2 separate regions of the Homo sapiens genome follow, and region 2 is linked to region 1. Evidence: chromatin loops called from intact Hi-C (ENCODE). Cell type or tissue: heart left ventricle. All regions are shown on one strand. Links, peaks and the distances in the headings refer to the core of each region. The heading gives the core; the rest is flanking DNA.

What was found. A loop is a pair of places that touch in the nucleus more often than their neighbours do. Peaks named below come from ENCODE experiments on the same cell type or tissue, not always from the same donor. Only the 100,000 strongest peaks of a DNase experiment are listed, where the experiment ranks them.
Region 2: a loop joins it to region 1, with 6 times the contacts of the local background. A loop is called at or near these places in 26 of 110 quality-filtered maps.

What each region holds. Positions count from the first base shown.
Region 1 is chr9:96,852,513-96,859,955 of GRCh38, forward strand. ZNF782 (zinc finger protein 782) reads right to left here and starts at 2,002. Exons shown (of 6, transcript NM_001001662.3): 1 at 1,576-2,002; 2 at 341-557. RefSeq lists silencers at 1,335-1,424, 1,705-1,774, 7,355-7,443 and an enhancer at 7,355-7,443. In heart left ventricle, for the core only: a CTCF peak has its summit at 4,476 (motif pointing right); DNase peaks (open chromatin) are centred at 2,009 and 4,479; H3K4me3 peaks cover 1,010 bases; H3K27ac peaks cover 484 bases.
Region 2 is chr9:97,218,821-97,226,263 of GRCh38, forward strand. LOC107987025 reads right to left here. Exons shown (of 1, transcript XM_047424315.1): 1 at 2,693-7,443. The coding sequence starts at 3,607. The coding sequence ends at 2,693. It also overlaps the pseudogene ANKRD18CP. Among named protein-coding and RNA genes, the nearest start is that of SUGT1P4-STRA6LP-CCDC180, 16 kb to the right of the region's middle. RefSeq lists enhancers at 410-1,347, 1,711-2,326, 2,327-2,941, 2,942-3,556. In heart left ventricle, for the core only: a CTCF peak has its summit at 3,059; DNase peaks (open chromatin) are centred at 2,841 and 3,601; H3K4me3 peaks cover 1,107 bases; H3K27me3 peaks cover 3,994 bases.

The sequences.
Region 1 (7,443 bases), core at 1,585-6,584:
GGCATGCGCCTGTGGTCCCTGCTACTTGGGAGGCTGAGGCAGGAGGATCACTTGAGCCCAGGAGGTAGAGGCTGCAGTGAGCCATGTTTGTGCCACTGCACTCCTGCCTGGACAACAGGATGAGACTCTGTCTCCAAAACACAAAATTAACTTAGCAGAAAAATATTCAGTGTGCATCATTTAACTATTTTTCTTAGTAATATTATTTACCCTTGGTATAGACAATCCACAGAAAGTCTTATAAAAGAGATGAGATACTTTAAGGCAAAGAGTTTTAGATGTTTTAACTGGGATGTATTTCTCAAAAGGCCCTTTGGATAAGATGCTTTTGGTGACTCACCTGTGAAAGAATGAACGGAACTGTTTTCCTCCTGGCTCTACCACAAACGAGGGATCCCCGGAAACTCACTGAACCTTTCATGCCCAATGTCTTTAAAGCTTTCAAAAGAATCAGAAGTAGATAGCCACGGAAAACCCTTCATGTATCATCATGCATGGGATTCTATGAGGTAGGGACAAAGTCTCCAGTGTCACATATGTTAACAGCAGTATGGCATCTGTAAAGAGTGGAGAACAAAGCGACTGGGGGCTACTTTGGGATCTGGGGACAGAATCTCCGGTTACCCCTACCCTCAGACCTATGCAATGATGTGGCCTTTCCTGAGCAGCCTGTCCCTGGCCACCACCTAGCCCATTTTGCTCTTCTCAAAGCTGGCCCAAACCACCCACTGTCACCCATTGTGTGGTGGCTTCTGGAGGCTTCACCAAGTCTGGCTCATTCTGGGAAGGAGGATCAAGAACTGCTTCTGACCATACACATCTAGGATCTGCTCCTCTGTGGGCTCTTCTGCCTCTGCTCTGAAGCTCGGGAGGGAGGCCTAGGTCTGAGAGGTGTTCTCTTCCAGGTAAAACTGTTCACAGAGACCCCTGCTTCCCACCTCGCAAGGGCTGCTCTGTTCAAGGAGCCTGCGACCTGACCTGAGAAACCATGTTAGTGGCAAAAATCTGACTCTTAGAATTCTTTACATCAGACTTAAAAGAGAGACACCCTGACAATGCAGAAGGGGCCAGGAACCTGTCTGACCCAAGAGATCTGAAGACACACCAGAAATCCAGACTACATTTGACACATGGTAAGATTCCATCTACATCCACTCCCTGAGTATTTGGGGACATGACATTCTGCTAAGTGCTGTGAAGGCTGCAATGCTGGTTTTAGGCAGGTGTGATATTAGCGCCTGAAACGGGAAATAAATCACACCTGCCTTTGAACCCCAGCTCCCTCACTGCTAGCTTGTGACCTGAGCCTCAGTTATATTTAATGCAGATGTGGTTGTGAGGTATACATAGGCACCCAACGAATGGAACAAAGTGTCTTCTAAATATAACAGCAGCAGTCCGCTCATGGCTTAGTAGCCTACAGTCGGCTGTTTGCTTTACAGGTGGTGACTTAAAGTTTTAAACCAACGCCATGAAGCAGTCATTATTAATACCCTCACTTTCAGATGAGAAACCTGACTCTCATCCACGTCCCTACATTCGCCTCGGCTTCCAGTTGACAGAGATGGAACTTACCCGGGTTTTTCCAGCTCCAGAGCTCGGGGTCTCGATGCAGACCCACCGTCCGGGGATTTCGGGCACGTTGTCGCCCGCGTTACAAATGCGCTTTCCCCACCCCCGCCGCCGCTCGCGCCGGGCTCCGGTCCCGCACACCGCGGCCCGCACCCGGCACCTGCTCCGGACCAACGCTCAGCCTCAGCCGCCCCGGGAGCCAGCGGCCGAAGTCCCTCTCCAGCGGCCGGGAAGGCCGAGGGCCCGCCCGGTCGCATCCACTGACACAGGGGGCGGGGATCCCACAAACTTCCCGCTTCCTCTCCCGCTTCCGGGCACAAACGCTGTCCTCCCGCCCCAGCTGCGCCCCCTCTACTTTCCGAGCCGACCCCCGAGCTTCCCAAACCGCTTCCCGGGAGTCTCGAGAACCCAAATGAGGAGGCGGGGCTCTGGCTGCACAGGCGCAGAAGGAGCCCAGGAGCCCCATCCCAGAGTGCTGCGCGGCGAACCAGACTCATTCAGGACTACATTTCCCATAAGCTCTTGCGTCCGCCTTCGACGTGACTCCTCACGTTTCGGCGATTCAGAATTGGCGGGGATGGAGTTTTTATGAAGTCTCCCGCTCAGGCTCTCCAAGAACAGGGAGAAGTTAAAGGTTAAAACTTAAACGCTACTGACAAATACAAAGAGTAGCCCTCCATTGGTTCCCGGTTGAACCAACATTTTTTTTTTCCGTAAGACTTTCGGAGACAATTGGGAAGCTGAATATGGATTGGGAATTGCAAATATTGAAAAAAAGTACCATTACTTTTGTGAACTGTGAAAAAAAATTAAGAATTTTGTAGAAATTTTTTTTTTAAAAAAAGGGATCACTACTGAAGTATTTAGCATTGAAATGATATAACTTTGAATTTACTTTACAATTTTATACATTTTCAACCTGGAACCTCCACCTTGTCTCTTTACAGCCTACCCGACCCATTGACCTGTGAGCCCTGTCCTGGCGCCCCCAGGCGTGAGGGTTCTAAGGCGGGTCGAGCCCGGTGCTGCAGGTGTTAGAGAAAAGCTTTTGGTTTTTATCCCTTAACATTGCTTCTTGCCGAATTCTCTTATTGATTCAACATATTTAAATTTAATGTTAATTATCTTAGGTTTCCATGCGCATTAACGAATTTTCTTGCTTTTTGCTGATTGTTTTTTATTTCCGTAGGTTATTGGGGAACAGATGGTGTTTGGTTACATGAGTAAGTTCTTTAGTGGCGATTTGTGAGATTTTGGTGCACCCATCACCTGAGCAGTATACACTGCACCCCATTTGTAGTCTTTTATCCCTTGCCCCGCTGCCCTCCGCCATTCCCCGCCAAGTCCCCAAAGCCCATTGTGTTATTCTTATGCCTTTGCATTCTCATAGCTTAGCTCCCACTTATGAGTGAGAACTACGATGTTTGGTTTTTCCACTCCTGAGTTACTTCACTTAGAATAATAGTCTCCAATCTCATTCAGGTCGCTGCAAATGCCATTAATTCATTCCTTTTTATGGCTAAGTAGTATATCATCAGATACATACCACAGTTTCTTTATCCAGTTGTTGATTGATGGGTATTTGGGTTGGTTCCACGTTTTTGCAATCGCAAATTGTGCTGCTATAACCATGCATGTGCAAGTATCTTTTTCATATAATGACTTCTTTTCCTCTGGGTAGATACCCAGTAGTGGGATTGCTGGATCCAATGGTAGTTCTACTTTTAGTTCTTTAAAGAATCTCCACACTGTTTTCCATTGTGGTTGTACTAGTTTACATTCCCACCGGCAGTGTAGAAGTTTTCCCTGTTCACTGCAGCCATGCCAGCATCAACTATTTTTTGATTTTTTGATTATGGCCATTCTTGCAGGAGTAAGGTGGTTTTGATTTGGATTTCTCTTATCATTAGTGATGTTGAGCATTTTTTCATATGTTTGTTGGCCATTTGTATATCTTTTTTGAGAATTGTCTATTCATGTCCTTAGCCCACTTTTTGATGGGATTGTTTGTTTTTTTTCTTTGATGAGATTGATTTGTTTGAGTTCGTAGTAGATTCTGGATATTAGTCCTTTGTCAGATATATAGATTGTGAAGATTTTCTCCCACTCTCTGGGCAAAGTGAACAGCTGAGTAAAGATTAAAGGTGAGCTGCGAGGTGTTGTTACCTCAGAGGGTGCTCTGCAGAAGAGTATATCCATGAGCTACTTGAACTCTTTAAATCAAAACAAAAGGAAAAAAGTTTATTCTAAGCAAGTTTATTTCTTGTCTGATGGTTATTAGATGGGAGAACATTGCCAGATCTAAGCTACCAACCTCAAAAATGTTTTCAAAAACAAATGGTTATTGAACATCACATTTTACAGAGATTCTGCTCCCTTTCTCCCGCCCTCCCCAGAGAGAGCAGTCCTGCATGCGAATGATCAAAGGTCAGTCTTAGGACAACAATGAGAAAACAAGCTATTTAGATAAACTCCTCTACATTCCCTTGTTATTTGCTTTTTACTATTAACTCAAGGTAAGAGGATCAGGCTGCCTTCAGCCATAACCCTTTCCTAAAGCTTTTGCAAAACCTTCTGGCCTTCCAAGAAGGTTTGCCCAGTTCTTTGTAGGACAGATGATTGATAGATGTAAAGTAATTCATGAGTAACCCTGCTTAGCAGGGTTAGAGGAATCCCAGGGATACATAGACTGGCAGCTGTTTCCACCTTAAAACCAACAGAATTGTCTAAGTTGCAGATGATGTAAGACAGAACAATTTTTATGATGTGATCATGAAGATGTGAAAAATAGGGGCTGTAAGAAGGACCATTCTTTATACACGTGCATTCCTTATCAAGCCAACAACTGACTATGGGGAATGTTTTACAACCTCAGAGACCTGCGCCTGCCATGCTGCTCTGCACAGCAGCCACTGGGGGGCTCTCTTGACCGCAGTTTTTTAAGCTAGTGCCCTATATAGAAGGGTAAGTTTTTGTGAAAAGATTAACATTTGCTCACTATCACATGGGTTTTACATATTCAAGCTTGACGTACTTGTAAAGTTCCCATCTGCCTACCAGCTAGGTGTCAGACATTACATGTGGTAGGCACTTGAGGATTTACTGAATGACTTTAAATCCACACTGGGCCTGTGTGTGTGCTGCCTTTTATGAGTGTGAAGGTGACAACACTGCCTCTTTTCATGATGCCCTTGGCTGAGATGACCATCATTCTTGTGACTAAAACTGGGCTGTACATTTCTATGGGCACAGTAGGTAGCAGAAGTATCTGACCTATGATTGTGATATGGCCTCTTGCTCTGCCTGATCAAGCAAAGTCTCTGTAGAACATAAGAATAAAAGGCACTTACTTTCTGGTCAAAACCAGAAGAAACCTGTCATTCCTAAGAGTTCTTATTACAGCACTCAAACTAAGCTAAATCAAAGGCCAGTGCTCTATTTTGCAGATTTACATAGAAAGACTTGAAAGTTATGCTGATATTGACATTTGTCCAACCAAACTAGAAGAGGATTGTCTTGTCACCCATTTATCTTGCTGTGGAGCGATGACCATGAGGTTGCAGGGAGTGTGAAAAACTGCAGGCTCTCTGAGAACATTTAATCTGATGACATGTGAGTTTGTAAGGTTTTTGTGAACTTTCTGATAATTTTTCAATATTTTTTTGCTCCCATAAACTTAACACTTTAAGAAATATTTTTAAAGGTTACATTGTGCAGATGATGGAAATGGACATGAAAACCACATCTTTCTATTAGCTTTAGAATAACAGTTCATAGTTTTCATTGTTCATTGGTAGGTCTTGGTAAATTGCTCTTGTAATAATCTGCTCATAAATTGAAAAGTATTTTTCTGGTGATTTTTGGCAGTTATCTTCCAAGTATACTACCAGAACATAATAGTACAGTAAATATCTTTATGGCTTTCTAGAGGCCGTCTGCAAGTTCCAGTCTCTCTTTAAGGTGCACATGTCTGGCCTTTGAAATAATTGGCCGCTGACAGGTCTAGGGCCTCTAGACTGTGAAAAATGTGTAGCTTCACCCTGAGTCATACATTGTGCATTTGCTCTTGCTGGTGTTTCCGCTGCCTTTATCTGAAGATCTGTTTTATAGAAACCTTGACATACAGAATAGCCACAGATCCCTGTGCCCCTATCCCCTCCCCCAGGAGTGTTGCCTGTGTTTAGAGATTGGGCTGATGAGTTAGAAGCTCTCCTCAGGCAGTCTGAGAAACATTGCATTGCTGGACATCACCCAATGCTCACCTCACTCAAGAGCTTCCTAGGGCACTCATACAACCACAACAGCACTTTGGGGTCCTTGAGTTACCTATGAGAGTGCAATAAATCTTGCTGAGTCAGGGGGTTGCTCACAGATGGCACCAACTGGACACAGAAACATGAGCTTCATGGGGTCTTTCTTCCAGTCTGGCCTCATGACTGCTGTAAAGGGAAGGGCCTTGGAGCTGGTAGGCAGGGTGAGCCAGGGAGGCATTTTTAGCAAAGGCTCTCAGAGTGCCCACTGGACAGTGAGAATGGCTTTGTGGGTGACGCTTAGGAAAATATGAAGGAACACCTCATATGAAGATCAAGATCGTGACAGGCAGTGGCGCGAGGTTTTGTTTGTTTGTTTGTTTGTTTTACATTTGCCTGTAGGTAAGACTGTCATTCAGAATGTATGCAGCCACAGAAGTGGAGCCTGATGGCTAAGTAGAAATCTCTGCCAGCTGTGCTCCCCACAGGAATAGCCTCAGCAGTGGACCTGTGGTGAGGAGAGAGTCCGTGCTTGGCGGAGGGAGAGCACAGCAGCTGTGGGACTTTGCACTGAACTCAGTGCTGCCTTGTTGTAGCAGAAAGCAAAACAAGGTTGCACTCATCTGATGCCTCCACCCACGGAGGAAACATTTACACTAGTGCCCACCCACGGAGGGAACATTTACACTAGTGCCCACCCACGGAGGGAACATTTACACTAGTGCCCACCCACAGAGGAAACATTTACACTAGTGCTAGCCAGAAGGGAATTGTTTATCCCAGTGGTTGGAACTTGAGTTGTGGAAAGCCTGGCTACTGCAGGATAAAGTACTCGGGGTCCTTAATAAACCTGAAAGGCTGTCTAAGCCACAAGGACTGCAACTCTTAGGCAAGTCCTAGTGCTGTGCCGCGCTTGGAGCCAGTGTATTTGGGGGCATGTGACCTAGAGAAACAGCAGCTAGGGCAGCTATGGAGTGCTTGCCCACCCCTCCTCCAACCCTAGACAGTGCAGCTCGCAGCTCTGACAGAGACCTCTTTCTTCCGCTTGAGGAGAGGAGAGAGGAGAGGACTTTGTCTTGCATCTTGGATACTAGCTTACAGTAGGAGGGGGCACTGGTCAGAGTCATGAGACCCCCCTTTCAGGTCTCAGCTTTGGGATAACATCTCTAGACAAACTCTGGGCTACAAGGGAACCTGCTTCCTTGAAGGGAAGGACTCAGTAATGGCAGGATTCTTCACTATCTGACTAAAGAGCCCTTGGGCCTTGAATAATCAGCAGTGGTAACCAGGTAGTACATGCCATGGGCCTCGAGTGAGACTCAGAGATGTGCTGGCATCAGGTGTGACCCCGCACATTCCCAGCTGTGGTGTCTGTGAGGAGAGACTCCCTCTGCTTGAGAAAAGCCGAAGGCAGAGTAAAGAGGATTTTTCTGGAGCTTAGACACCAGCTCAGCTACAGTGGAGAAGAGCACCCAGTGGACTGTTGGAGTCCCTGATTCAGGCCTTGGCTCTTAGATGGCATCTCTGGACTTAGCCTGGGCCAGAGGGGAGCCCACTGTCCTGAAGAGTGAGTTCCAGGCCAGACAGCATTCACCACAAGCTGACTGAGAGCCCTGAGGCA
Region 2 (7,443 bases), core at 775-5,774, 370 kb after region 1:
CCCTTCTCAGAATTCAGGCCTGTCCTCGGAATGCTACAGGGTACAGCCCATTTGAGCTCCTATATAGACGCTCCTTTTTATTAGGCCCCAGTCTCATTCCAGACACCAGACCAACTTAGACTGTGCCCCCAAAAAAACTTGTCATCCTTACTATCTTCTGTCTAGTCATACTCCTATTCACTGTTCTCAACTACTCATACATGCCCTGCTCTTGTTTACACTGCCGGTTTACACTGTTTTTCCAAGCCATCTCAGCTTATATCTCCTGGTGCTATCCCCAAACTGCCACTGTTAACTCTTGAAGTAAATAAATAATCTTTGCTGGCAGGACTATGCTGAATCTCCTTAGGCACTCTCTAATCAGATATCCTGAGTAGTCCCAATTCTTAGACCTTTTATACCTGTTTTTCTCCTTCTGTTATTCCATTTAGTTTCTCAATTCATCCAAAACCGTATCCAGGCCATCACCAATCATTCTATATGGCAAATGTTTCTTCTAACATCCCCACAATATCACCCCTTACCACAAGACCTCCCCCTTCAGCTTAATCTCTCCCACTCTAGGTTCCCACGCCGCCCCTAATCCCGCTTGAAGCAGCCCTGAGAAACATCGCCCATTCTCTCTCCATACCACCCCCCAAAAAATTTTCGCCGCCCCAACACTTCAACACTATTTTGTTTTATTTTTCTTATAAATATAAGAAGGCAGGAATGTCAGGCCTCTGAGCCCAAGCTAACCCGTCGCATCCCCTGTGACTTGCAGGTATATGCCCAGATGGCCTGAAGTAACTGAAGAATCACAAAAGAAGTGAATATGCTTTGTCCCACCTTAACTGATGACATTCTATCACAAAAGAAGTGTAAATGGCTGGTCCTTGCCTTAACTGATGACATTACCTTGTGAAAGTCCTTTTCCTGGCTCATCCTGGCTCAAAAAGCACCCCCACTGAGCACCTTGCGACCCCCACTCCTGCCCACTGAGCACCTTGCGACCCCCACTCCTACCCACCAGAAAACAAACCCCCTTTGACTGTAATTTTCCTTTACCTTCCCAAATCCTATAAAACGACCCCACCCTTATCTCCCTTGGCTGACTCTCTTTTCGGACTCAGCCCACCTGCACCCAGGTGAAATAAACAGCCATGTTGCTCACACAAAGCCTGTTTGGTGGTCTCTTCACACGGACGCGCATGAAATTATCTTTTGTTAATTTTTTTCTGATACACAGGGGATTTTAATTTTAGTTTGCTAAATCAATCTTCAGAATGCCTGCTTGTAAGGTCATTCTTAGGAAGGCCTCTGTTAACGTAAAATGTATCTGTATAAATAAGTCTTTGTGTTTTCTTCTGGTACTTTTCTCATTTTGCATATGTAAAAATTTCAGTCGGAATTTCATCGGGAACTCATTTTTGCGACATAAAATTTCATTAGTTTTCTTCACACAGCAGGCATTTTATTAATAACTCATCCTTTCCTACTCATCTGAAATGTTACCATTATTAATCCCTGTGTATATATCTTACATATATTTCAGTGTTTTTGGATTTCCTATTCTGTTCCATTTATTTATATGTGTTTTTAGCTGTTAGTAAATAATTGTGAGAATTAATAGCACATTTTGATATCTAGAAGAGCAAGTCTTTTTTCACTCCATTATAAAAATTTTTAAATGTCATCACAATGGTAAGATAGACAGCAAGTGTCATGCAAAAATGATAAAACCTTGATTTTTCATTCGGTTTATGTAAAACTGATAAACATATTAAGAGCTCACATTTTGAGAAAACTGAGTCTTCTCATTCAAGGAACCCACCTCCCACTTCCAAGTGTCCCTCTAAGAAGCCCCAGTAAAGAACCTATCTACCTAGGTGGATTCGGATGTAAAACCCACACAGGGTTTAATCTGAGAACTCTTCGCCTACTGAAAATGGCTCATGGTATTTTTGACATGGGAATGAGTTCTCATTAGGCACCTCCCTATCATGTATATAGCTCCATGTAAACATGGATATACTTAACTTTGTGAGTTAAATCACTCAAATTATCCACCAAGCGCTACAGGCGGGAAATTGCCAGGGATGGAAAGCAGCTGAGGCTCCATTTGGCTTCGCGGCTCCAGGGCCCGGCGACCTCCAAGGCCCCCGCCTCAGGCGCTGCGGGCAAACAGGGCCTGGGGGCCCCCTCCCACCGCGGGCTGAGCCCCCGCTACCTGTCCTTTCTGTCGCGGGCATCCAAGTCCCGGAACCTGCGAGTCAGGCAGCGCTCCACCTCCGCGGCGTCGCCCTTGATGGCCACCCTGTGGATCTTCCGCAGTTCCCAGTCCCCGATGTGGTACCCCCGACCCGCGTACTCTTGGTCCATGGAGCTCAGGAGCGCCTGGCCCAGGCGTCTCCCGAAACTGAAGAGTTTCCTCATGGTGGCGACTTCTCAGACGCCAACCACCCGCTACTGAGCCGCCGCGGCTCCTCGTGGCCTTTCCACCCCGACCAAGTTCCAAATCCGCGATCCCCCTCCCCACCCCGCTATCCACCCCTAAATCCAAGATCCACCACCAAACCAGCAATCCACCCCCAAACCCAAGATCCACCCCCAACCCCGCGATGTAGCTCAGAATCCGCGATCCAGCCCGGTCCACCACAGCCTTCAGCAGCGACACTCGCAGCCTCCGACCTCTCAGACCGAGTGAGCTTAACTAAGCCGTTACTCGCGTGCCAGCAGTTGGGCGCTCCGACCTCTCAGACCGCGTGAGCCCAGCAAAGCGGTTAGGCGCGCGCCTGCAGCTCGGCGCTAGCCCGGACTCCGGGAGCCGCTCTCGAGCTCGCGTGGACGGCAGAGGGCGGCTGCAGCTCGGGCGCAGGCGCCGCTGGCTTGCGGGTTCTCCTGGGCTCGCGCAGGACATCCCGGAATCGCAGGCGCGCATCCCTTCCCGCCTGAGGGCCCGCCTGGCCGTGACTCCCGCTCCTCTCCTCCTCCGAAGAGAGATGGGGCCGCTGGCAGGGGCTCTCCGCAGCCACCGGGGATGGGGCTGAGGGTCGGTTCCTGCCCCGGTGCAGCCGCCGCGGGCAGACCGCCTGGCTTGGCCGCAGCCACAGCGACATCTAGCCCCGGTTCTGCGAGGCTGGGCGCGCCAGCCAGCTTGGGAGTTGCCTGGCGCCTGTAGCTGGGCGCCCAGGTGGTGGAGCATGGCCTGGGCGGCCTCTGGATCGCGAGTGCCCCTGGCCTGAGAGCCCGCCAGACCCTGCCCCCACCCGGCTCCTCCTCTGCCAGAGCTCGAGACCTCTAGCCAGGGGCCCTCTGCAACCACCGGGGATGGGGCTGAGGGCCGGTTCCCGCCCCTGTGCAGCTGCTGCAGGACAGACCGCCTGGCTTGGCCGCAGCCACAGGGACATCTGGCCCTGGTTCTGAGATGTGGGGAGTGCGGGCGGGCTCGAGAGTTGCCTGGAGGCTGCTGCCTGCACACAGAAGGCGGCTGCAGCTTGGGTGCCCAGGCGGGCTGGAGGTGCATGGCCTGGTCGGCCTCGGGATCGCCAGCGCGCCCAGCCTGAGGGCCCCCAGGTCGTGCCTCCCGCCCACTCCTCCACCTGAGGGGGATTGGGGCCGCTGGCATGGGCACTCGGCAGTCACCCCGTGTGGGGTTGAGCGGCGGGTTCTCGGTTCTGCTCCTGTGCAGCCGCCGCTGGGCAGAATGCCTGGCTTGGCTGCAGCCACTGGGACACCTGGCCCTGGTTCTGCGATGCTGGGAGCGCGAGCGGGCTCGGAGGTTGCCAGGCAGCTGCTGCCTGCACACAGAGGGCGACTGCAGCTTGGGCGCCCAGGCGGCGGAGCATGGTCTGGGTGGCCTCTGGAATGCGTGCGCGCCAGACCTGAGGGCCCTCCTGCTGGTGCCACCTGACCCGGTCTTCCTCTGCTGGAGCCTGGAGCAGCTGGAATGGCCACTCTGCAGTCACAGGGGATAGAGTTAAGTTTTCTTATCCCAGGCATGCACACAAAAAGGTAACTATTCTGTGAGGTAATTAACATGTTAATTGACTTCATTTTGGTAATCATTTCAGAATGTGCATATAAACGCATCACATGTACAATTTTCTCTATTACACCTCAGTAAAGCTGAAATAATTAACAGGATCGAAAGGATAAACCCACAGTTCTATAGTAACAGTTGGACACTTCAATACCTCATTTTAATTAATGGATAGAAAAACCAGACAGAAGCTTTATGAGAAATACAAGACTTAAACAACAGTATAAACCATTGAGAGCTAATATACATATACAGAACAGTCCATCCAACAACAGCAGAACATACATTCTTTTCAAGTGTATATGGAACTTTCTCTAGGATAGGCCATATCTTCGTCCACAAAATATGTCCTAATCATTTTTAAAAGTTTGAAATCATACAAAATATAATTTACAACCACAATGGAAGAAACAACAGATAAATAAGTGAAAACTGGAAAATTCACAAAAATGTGAAAATTAAACAATACAGTCTTAAACTACCAGTGAGTGAAAAAATAAATCACAAGCAAAATTATAAAATATCTTGAGACAAAATAAAAACAAAACATACCAAAACTTATTGAATGCAGTGAAAGTAGAGTTCAAGGGAAAATGTATGGATATAAACAACTACATTTAAGAAGAAATCTCAAATCAATATCCTCATTCTATACCTAAAGGCAATGGAAGAAAACAAAAAAAGACTAAATCCAAAGCTAGCAGAAGGAAAGAAATAATAAAGAGCATAATTAGAGCATAAATCAATAAAATAGAATGTTGGAGAGCAGTAGAATAAATAAACATAGATTATTTGAAAGATCAAGCCTTTCACTATATTGACTGAGCAAAAGATGGAAGACTAATTATTAAAATAATAAATGAAAGCAGAGCCATTACTACCAACTTTACAGAAATACAAAAGGATTACAGGAGTATACTGTGAACAACTGTCTAACAACAAATTAGGTGCCCTGGATGAAATGGACGAATTGCTAGAAAGACACAAACTACTAAAGTGGTTCAAGAAGAAAGAGAAAATCTGAATAGACCTATAACCTAAGAGATTGAATTAGTAATCGAAAGCGATTAACAAAGAAACATTTATGACCAAATAGCTGCATTAACTGGTGAGTCAACCTAACATTTAAAGAAGAATTAATACCATTTCTTCTCAAAGTCTTCTGACAAAATATGTGAAGAAGGAATACTTGCTAATTCATTTTTTGATAATAGCATTATCCTTATACCAAAGCCAAGGAGAGCACAAAAAAGAGAACTACAGCACAATATCCCTTATGAATATATAAGCAAAAATCTCTGCAAAATACTAGCAATACTACCAAAATACTAGCAGCAATACTGTATAATCAAAGGATTGTAAACTATCACCCTGTGAGATTTATCCCCAAAATGCAAGGGTGGCTCAACATATAAAAAAATCAATCAGTATAATGTACTGTAACAGTAAAATGAATACGCACATGATTATTTCAATTGATGAAGAAAAAACATTGATGAAATACAATACCCTTCTATAATAAAAATACTCAATAAACTAGGCATAGAAGGGAACTTCTGCAACCTGACAATGGGATGTATAAAAACCCAACAGTTAATATCATGATCAATGATGAAACACTGAAAGCTGTTTTCCTAACACCTAGAACAAGACAAGGATGGTGCATTTGCCACTTGTATTCAACATAGCATTGGCAGTTCTACCCAGAGCAATCAGGCGAGACAAAGAAATAAAAGGCATCTAAATTAGAAATAAAAAATAGAAGTAAAATTATATCTACACATGATCTTATGTGTATAAAGCTCCAAACAAAACACAAAACCGATTATAACTAATAAAAGAGGCAGGATGCAAAACAAACATATGCAAATGAGCTATATTTCTATATAGTTGTAAAGAACTATGAAAACATTTAAAAAATTCCATTTATAATAGCATCAAAGAATAAGTTATTCAGGCATAAATCTAATCATGGTGGTATACACAAAACTTTGCTGAAAAAAACTAAAGAGAGTGGAAATAACTGGAAAGACATTCTGTGTTCACGGGTTGTAAGACAATATTGTTAAGATGACAATACCATCTAAAGTAATCTACAGATTCAATGCAATACCATCAAAATCCCAAAGGCATCTTTGCAGAAACAAAGAAACTCATTCTAAAATTCATACAAAAATTCAAAGGATCTGACAGACAAAAACAGTCTTGAAAAAGAATATTGGAAAACTCACATTTTTCAGTTTCACAACCTATTACAAATCTACAGTAATCAAGAGAGTGTGGTACTGGCATAAGACCAATAGACTTTTAGACCAATAGAATAGAATAGATTTGAGATCCTACAAATTAGTCCTCACATATATGGTCAATGACTGTTCAACAAGGTGGCCAAGTCTAGTCAAGGGAGGAAAGAACAGTCTCTTCAACAGCTGGATGTCAGTGCACAAGAGAGAAGTTAGAACCCTACCTTGCAGTATATACAAAAATTAATTATAAATTAATAAAAGACTTAAATGTAAGGACTAAAAATATGTAACTCTTAGAAGAAAACACAAGGTAAACCTTTATGACCTTTGAGTTTTAAGTGTATTTTGAAGTATGACAGAAAAGCACAGATAACAAAAGAAAATACTCATAAATTAGATTTAATCAAAATAAAAAACCTTTATGCATCAAAGGATACCATCAAGGGACTGAAAAGACAACCCATAGTATGTGAGAAAATACGTATCTGATAAAATCAAAGTGTGTATCTGATAAAAGCTTAATATCCCACAACTCAACAACAGAATTTCTAACATCCCAATTAAAAAATAGGCAAAGGACTTGAATAGACATTTCTCCAAAGAAGATACATAAATGTCTATGAAGGACAAGAAAAGATGCTAAGCACCATTATTCATTAATAAAATGCAAGACAAAATCAAAACGAGATGCCACTTTGCATCCACTAGTAAGGCTTTCATAACAACGACACAGAAAATAAATGTTGCTAAAGAGGTGGAGAAATTGGAGCCCTCGTGAACTGACTGCTAGGAATAGAAAATGATGCACTTGCTGTGGAAAACAATTTGGTGGTTCCTCACAGAATCACACAGAGAAACAGAAATTCCACTCCTAGGTATTATTCACACACAAAAAAATTGACAGCAGGGTCTGGAACAGATATTTTTACACCCAAGTTAATTGCAGCGTTATTCGTTATAGCCAAAAGGCACGGACAACCCGTGTCCATCAACAAATGAATGGATACACAAATATGATACATAAATAATAGAATATTATTCAGCCATTAAAGAGGATGAAGTTCTGATACATGCAACATGGGTGAAACTTGGAAATATGATGCTGAGTGAAGTAAGCCAGACACGAAAGGACAGATGTTGTATGATTCCACTGATATGAAATATCTAGAATAGGCA